2 separate regions of the Homo sapiens genome follow, and region 2 is linked to region 1. Evidence: chromatin contacts called from ENCODE Hi-C or POLR2A ChIA-PET data. All regions are on one chromosome and are shown on one strand. The core of a region is the stretch at or near the end of the contact, and the rest is flanking DNA. Distances in the headings are between cores, read along the strand shown.

Region 1 (3,749 bases), core at 359-2,858:
CTACCACCGTGCCTGGCTAATTTTTTCATTTTTAGTAGAGATGGGGTTTCACCATGTTGGCCAGGCTGGTCTCAAACTCCCGACCTCAGGTGATCCACCCGCCTCAGCCTCCCAAAGTGCTGGGATTACAGGCGTGAGCCACCATACCTGGCTGGGATCCTCTGAATTGTATTTTTTTTTTTTAAGTAAAGATGGGGTTTCACCATGTTGGCCAGGCTGGTCTTGAACTCCGGACCTCAAGTGATCCACCTTGCTCAGCCTCCCAGAATGCTGGGATTACAGGCATGAGCCACTGCACCTGCTCAGTCCCCTTAATTGTGATTTACTTTAATATAGTTTCATTTATAGTGGTGGCCCCTTTAATATAGTTTATCATTTCTTACAGTTGAAGAGTCCAGTGTTAACTGAACAGGCAGAAAACTACACATTTCTCTAAATCAGCACCTTAATTTATAAAGTCTCATGTTGGAAATGAAGAGAATTGTGTTGTTTCTTGGCTTTTAAGACTTGGAAAATATCTTAAATGGCCTCTCTCCATTTAGGACAAACAATAAAAACTTGCCTGGAATAATCTTCGAACAGAAGGTATGAGATAAGTAGTAAGTAAACGTCCACAGGACTCCAAATAGCTCTAAAGATCTGATTCCCCTAGGAGACTTGCTGAGGGAAAATCTAGGAACTAAGATACTGCAAAATGGAAATAGACCTTCTTGGTTGACCGAGGCTCTAGGGTGAAGCCTGTGAGTCAGTGTCTGCACCTTTGGAAATAGAGGAAATTAGCTCAACAGGGCTTGGGGCATGTAGGTATCTGCCAAATATTTTATATGAATTGAATTTGGACTCAATTTTTGGTATGTATAATATGTAACATGAAGAGAAAATTTACCAGGGGAACTGGAAAATGCACTTAACTTTTATGGAGGTGAGAACAAAAACTGAATTAAAATCTTTCCCTGACTTGGTGTTTCCTGTGTATGCTCATGCATGCTAGCTATAATTTTGTCATTTCTGTACTGTGATAATTCATAATTCATATTTACATGCTTAAGGTGGGGCCTAATACAGGGCAGGGCGTTATTTACACTGTAGGGTAGGCATTGAGCAGAAGTGGTGTGATATTTTTTCTGTTCATTTTTCTAGATTGGGGAAAGTTTAAATTGAAATTATTGGCATCACTGATGATAATTAAGAACTGTTTAAATTCCATTTCTGGCGAATTCCTGAAGGATATATAATCAGGAACTCTAGGGAAACCTGAAGGGCTGAGCTGGAGGGTCTAGAATTGGGGCCTTAACCTGGGAGTCCAAAAACTTTGCCAAACACTTATTTCCACCTTCCACTCCTCCTCCCGTGCCCACCCTCACAGAGCAGTACTTGGCACCCTAGACAAATACTGCCAGATCTACAGACATCTAATGTCTGCAGATACCCACTCCCTGCCTAGCCTCCCTAATCACATAAGACTGGGACATCTTCGAAGGCAAGGATACCCCTTGTTCTTACTCATCCTTGTTTCTGCAAAGCCCACCTACCTCAGGGCCTGACTCATTGTGGGTCATTCAGTAGATGTTTGCTGAATGAATAAACATTGTTTGTCTTTTGTTCTTTTAATGAGTAACTGCTGTTTCCTTTGCACCCCTCCCCAATACATTTTTCTCTTGGCTGGCAGCTCCTTGTCTGCTTGCTGAAGATAGAACCGCAGACCACCTGAGCACCCCCTGCCTCCTCAGCTGCTCACTGTTCTTCTGCATGTGGCCTTCAGGACCTCTGCCCAGCAGTTGTGGCCCATGTCACCCTCTCTGCTGTTGTCACCAGAAATTTACCCGCACTGTACCCTCTGGTCCTTCACAGCTCATTTCTCATAATCTATTTTAACAACAAAGTTTGAGAAGGTTAAGAATACAGGATGGTAGGAGGTGGAAAAAACAGTGGGCGTGAGCAGTAAGTCGATATGACTAAGCTGAGACTCTTCTGAGTCTTCTAGATGGAAGGGGAATTTCTCCAGAGTTACGGGCAGTTACCACGTTGCCTCATGGTCTTGAGCCCCTCTTTTAAAACCCCTGTTGTCTACATTAAGCGGAAGTCTCCCCTTGGCTGCATTTTGATGTCACTTAAAATGTTGCTGGGGCCCATGCTTCCTAGAGGAAGGCAAGCACAGCTAGCATTCCCAGGAAAGCCCTCAACTCAGGGGTTTCATTTTGTTTTTATGATGGGAAATAACTTTCATTTCGCGGTCACTGCCCACCCCACTACTTCCTCTTTGACCCCTTCATCTAAGATGAACACATCTGTTATTTTACCCTGTATAGCAGGTGCAAAAGAGAATTAAAATGGTGTCTGAATCCATAAAAGGAATATATTGCATAGAGAATCAAGGCCACAGTAACAAGTGACAGGCGATCTTAAAATATTGGAATAATCTATCTTTCAAGTTACAGAAGCTTACTAGAGATAGGGGCAGGTCATTGTTACAAGCATCTGGCAGTACATTAATCATGAGAAATTAATTAGGCCTTAATGTGGGTCTAATGAGAAATCCTTATTATCCATGTTTGCTTATGGGCTTTGTTGGTTAATTATCAAATGGAACACTAGAGACCCTAAAATGTGATTATAAAATGATTTTTAAAAGTCCTTTCTTGGAGTGTAATATTCTATTAATGAATCAGCAGAAACTGAAGATTATCTGCTTTGGAGATGTGTAACAATCCAATGTAATTACAAACCTGTTTAGAGAGGAACCATTTAGCTATATATGATCAAAATAGCCCTTATAACTGTTCTCTGTGTATGTGTCTTTTATCTTAGTTTTCTGTGTTCCTGGGAATTATTTTCTTCCTGGAGCTCACTGCCGGAGTTCTAGCATTTGTTTTCAAAGACTGGATCAAAGACCAGCTGTATTTCTTTATAAACAACAACATCAGAGCATATCGGGATGACATTGATTTGCAAAACCTCATAGACTTCACCCAGGAATATGTAAGTTTAAAGTGGTTTGTTTTCAAGTTGAAAGTTCTCTGAACGATGACCCCAGTGAATTTCATCCCTCCTGGTTTCTGCATCTGCCAGCTGGAAACTACCTGACTATTCTGCATGGGTGTTTGTTTGTTTGTTTATTATTTTCCGACTTGCTCTGTGACTTACAGGATTTGTATTCTAAATGGAAATTTCCTATTTTCACTTGTTTCAACTTCTGTTAAGTTAGAGGAACAAAGAAGAAAATGCTTGAGCAAAACGTTATAATCATGGCTGTCCTTTCCTATTTGCATTTGAGGAACATTGTTTTGCTCCGGGTTTAAAGTTTTCTTTGGTTATTAAATATGGATTCTTTCTTATCCCTTGCCCCCTTTTTTGGTAATCCTTGATATTTCACAGCTCATAATAATCTACTTATCAACAGAATAATTTGCCACAAAGTTCCTAAAATGTGCCTATCCAAATATTATTATTGCACATGCAGTTAAAAGCAAAAGCTTAGAAACTCCTAAGTCCTAGTGGCTTCTAACAAGTGAAGAATCTGTGCAGTGGAATCCGGGCCACTCTCTCCTATCCCTGAGCATTGGAGTCCAGGCCACTCCCTCCCGTCTCTGAGCATGCCTGTGAAATGGCTCTTTCAGTGCCAGCAAAGCAGCAGATGTCCCGTTTCACTCAGAATGCAAGGGACCAAAAGACACAGGTCTAGTGCCAAAATCTGATAAGGGACCCTGGGCTCACAGGACCTTGACCTATTTCCCCAATAGCAAAATGGA
Region 2 (4,197 bases), core at 1,450-3,949, 310 kb before region 1:
CAATTCTTTGTATAGATGAACATAATTTGTAAGCCTGTTAATGAACATCAGGTTGTTTCAATCCTTTCCTGTTATAAACCACATTGCAATGAATAATCTTGTGCACACGTCATATCTCACAAGTGCAAATATATACTTGAAGGATAAAATTATAGAAGGGTAATTTTGATAGGAATTGGCAAATTTCCCTCTAACGCAGTTGCGTCAATCTTTTACTCTCACCAGCAACGAATGAGCAAGGCTTTTTCCCCACACCCTTGCCAACACAGCGTGATGCCAAATGGTTTTTCTCTCGGCTATTTTGACAGATGAAGTTTTATTTTGCATTTCCTATGAGCCCATTTGAACATCTACAAAATATGTTTAAGGGCCATTTGTATTTCCTTTCCTGTGAACGGTGGATTTCTCTCCTTTGCCCATTTCTCTATTGGCTACTGGTACAGTGGGATATTAAAGGTTAGAGTGCATTGGATAGTAGAAAGGCATAAGTCTTAAAGTTGATGGACTAATATTTAAATTCTGGTTTGATCTTTTATAGGTTATGTAAATACTTTTTGAGCTTCAGTTTCCTCATCTCTAAACTTATGATAACAATCTCTTTTTCACACAGCTCTAGGGAAGATTAAAAGAGATAATTTACGTAACATACTTAGTACAATATCTAAACCCTTAGTGGGGGCTCCTTCCATAATCCACGGTTTTATAAAGATTGCAGCAAACGTTTTTCATACTTTTAAGGAGTCACATATAATTTCACAAAAAAAGAAGAAAAAAGATATGAAGAAGAAAGAATAGTGAGTGGAAAGAGAAGCCATGTTTTATCTTTAAAAGCTCATGGGTGTTAACTTTTATTATAAAATTTTTCACACTTAGGTATTTTCAATCCTTTTTAATCTGTTGCCCAGCATGCTTCTAAAGCCACTTCTTCCTCTGAAGGTGATTAGGGAATACAGGCTAATTTTAATATTAGCATAAGTAACACATAATTAGGGAAGTAAATCTTCTGTGCCCAGATGCCCATTATGCATTACAAAGTCAATATGTAATATGGCTTTAAAAAGTCATTTGCTGCTTGGCATTATTTGGGGGTTTATCAGGGCTTTGCATAGAGCCTTACAGTCAGCTCACAATAGTGTTTGCTAAACTGACTTGGTCCCTTGTTTCTTTTTGCTGGTAGGATAGCAAAAATGCCATCTTCTAGACTCTTCCTTGGGCAGGTGGGTGCCATTTCTCTTTGAATCACTAGTGCCTAGCTCAGTGTGAGGGACATAGTAAAGGCTGAATCAAACTGAATCCTGAGGTGAGACATGGGCTTTTCAAATTCCATATGAATCAAGGTTAAGCCCCCAAAGCATTCTGAGTGTCACCGACTTTCCAAAAGGACACTGATGTACTCACTCTTTTGCTCTATATGCATTTATTTTGCCAGAACTATCTATAGAGACAGGATTTTCAACTTCTTTTTAAGTTCACAACATACTATTTTTACTGTCTTTCAAATTTCCTCTTTCTGATTCATCAAATGTGATATGCTATATATTCATTTGAAATAAAATTAATTGTAAATCAGTTTTGTGAGTTCCTTAATATCTCATGAGATAAATGGAGAGACTGTAAAGTGTTATGAAACCAGGATGGAAAATTTAGTCTGCATATTCCAGGATGTGCTATTTCAATAGCTTCATAAATGAGGGAATGCTGAAGATAACTTTCTCATGTTTTTTCTCTTTCTAACCATTTAATAGTTGGTTGCTCTCTTCTCTATAGGCCTAGGATGCAGTTTACTGAGAGTAAACATGGCACATGCTTCAGCATAGAGTTTCCAAGCAAAGGATGACAGATTCTCACAAGCCTCACTTTTACTTGACGAAATGGAAGGGTAGGATCTCTGTATTTCATTTCTGAGAAAGCACACAGATTACTGCAACTGTCTACCTTTTGGCTTCCGGCAATTTGTCTCCTTTGCCTATGAAGAACCACCTACTCTCTTTGTGTGCTTAAAAAGTCACTTGAAGATCCCTATCCTTTTGCTCATCACCAGTGCCCCCATGCCAACTCTGCGTGGGGATTGCAGAGTCTCCACTTAGTGACAGTCATATTCATCTTTCCAAAGTCTGGGAAGACTGCAGAAAGGGACACACCAATATATTCCTATGTTTCAATGCACTTTAGCCTTAGGGATTTTTGTCAAACATGGCAGGAAGGCCAAATGTGTATAAAACATCACTGCAAGGGCTCTGAGCCTGGAGATATACCCTAAAAGTGCCTGGTGAGATTACTGACAGTCCCTGTGGGTCCAAAGAATTGCTGTTCACTTGTCGGACCCTACTGTCTTCTTATTCCCTCCTCCAGGTTATCCCTTTCCATTGTCATTGATATCTTTGTCAGGGAATGTGCGATAGAGCAAGCAAAGGCAACACATCCTGATTAGCTCTATCACTTGCTAATAGATGTGGTAGAGCAGGTAAATTTCATAGGCAGAATCTAGTTTGTGGTTCAGCAACAAGATCCACCTGTTCCTGAGACCTGTAACCATAAGTAGTTGAGAGTTAACAACATGCAAATTTTTGCTTCAAGAAGAAACTAGTTAGGCTTCAGGGCTTGAACATACCCTTAGGGATAGGAACTGGATAACTTAGCAGAAACTCACACAAGTAAGAGCCTGCTAAGAGTGGGAGGGTGACTCAGCAGTGGCCCAGGAAGCTAAACAGCAAAGACTTGCTGATTAGTCTCAGAGAAGCTGATCTGAAAGAATATGAGAAGCTACAGGGACTGAGGTTAGGAATGAGGTGGTTCAGGTTGACACGCTGCTTTAATCACCAGATGCTCCATTATTTCCATCCTGCTAATTGTAGTTTCAAAATTAGCAACAACTCCCCCACAATAATTAGGGTTTATAAGTGCATGTGCCCACATTTCAGGATTACGCATGTAGTGTTCAAGTGTTATACAGCTAAAATTATTGTGTGTATTTGTGTAACTTGTTCGCTGAATAAGTGAATTAAGTAGGATACAATCAAGAAACAGCTCTGTTTCTCCTACCACTGCCTATAAACACACTTGGTCGGACCTCTATTCAAAGCCCCTTGAATGCATCTAGGGTAGAAACATAGTTCTTTGGTCTTTTATCACCTTACTAAATTCTTTCATTATTTATAATAGTTTTTCAATAGTGTCTCATATTTTCCATGTATTCGTCAGATCAAATGAAAATAGTTTGCAAAAGTTTTCTCCCATCTGTAGGCTGTCTGTGCACTCTGTCCCTAGTTTCATCTGGTGCAATGTACTTTATTCTTTTACTTCTCAAACTGTTTTCTTTTCTCTGTTGTAAAGCCACCCCACATTTTAGGGTTTTGTTATGGTAGCACCCCACTTTTGGTGCCAAAATAATTATTAGTTGTCCATATACAACAAGTTATCCTAAAATTTAAATGTTTAAAACAATCAATATTTACGAATGCACTCAATTTCTATGAGTCGGGAACCCAGGAGCAGATCACTTTGGAGGTTCTGTCTCCATGTCTGTATGAGGTTACAGTCAAGGTGTTGGTCAGGGTTGCAGTCATGTGTAAACTTGTCTGAGGTGGGAGGATCCTCTTACATGATGAAAAACTCAAGTACTTGGCAAATTCGTGCTGGTTCTTGGCAGGAGGCCTCAACTCCTCATTATGTGGACCTCTCTATAGGGATGTGATCATGAACATGGCAGCTGGCTTTTCCCATAGAGAATAGTCCAAAAAAGAGCAAGGTGGAAGCTGTAGTGTCTTTCATGCTACCATTTCTTGCATCTTATTGGTTACTTAGGTTAGCTGTATTCATTGTAAGAGGCTATAGCACAAGGTCATGATTACCAGGAGGCAATAATCATTGGAGGCCATACTAGAGATACATAATTATGGCAGATACCTAAAATAATGTGTTTGAAAGATCTTTAATGATTGGTTAAATGAAAGAAAAGATTCAAAACTGTTAAAGCAGTATAATCTAAAAGTTATTAAAAATAACGTTTTAATGTTGTCTGAAAGTATGTGTGCATGCAGAAAAGATAGACCAAAAGGGAAACAAAAATGTTAGCATGACTTTTTTCTGAGAGGATGATGAAAGTTTAGGTTTTCCCATTTTTCTCAATGTGTGTGTGTGTGTGTGTGTGTGTGTGTCTATTTTCAAAGTTTTCTAGAGTATAAATGAATAGCTTTA

Evidence for each region. A loop is a pair of places that touch in the nucleus more often than their neighbours do. ChIA-PET counts read pairs that join two places held with the same protein, here RNA polymerase II (POLR2A). Pooled maps may share reads with other maps.
Region 2: a pooled map shows a loop between it and region 1 (2.3-fold over the local background). The contact joins two enhancer-like sites. A Hi-C loop is called at or near these places in 3 of 50 pooled maps. POLR2A ChIA-PET finds 5 or more read pairs at or near these places in 2 of 52 experiments (BJ and RWPE1).

Annotation. Positions count from the first base shown.
Region 1 is chr4:98,481,235-98,484,983 of GRCh38, reverse strand. It overlaps TSPAN5 (tetraspanin 5), which reads left to right. Exons shown (of 8, transcript NM_005723.4): 4 at 2,809-2,979. Among named protein-coding and RNA genes, the nearest start is that of TSPAN5, 180 kb to the left of the region's middle. Within about 2 kb of position 1,608, at least 3 of the 41 ENCODE cell types and tissues checked have a DNase peak (open chromatin) inside an H3K27ac peak, as active enhancers do.
Region 2 is chr4:98,793,258-98,797,454 of GRCh38, reverse strand. The region is part of intron 2 of LOC105377343 (a long non-coding RNA gene); the gene reads left to right. Among named protein-coding and RNA genes, the nearest start is that of EIF4E, 130 kb to the left of the region's middle. Within about 2 kb of position 2,699, at least 3 of the 41 ENCODE cell types and tissues checked have a DNase peak (open chromatin) inside an H3K27ac peak, as active enhancers do.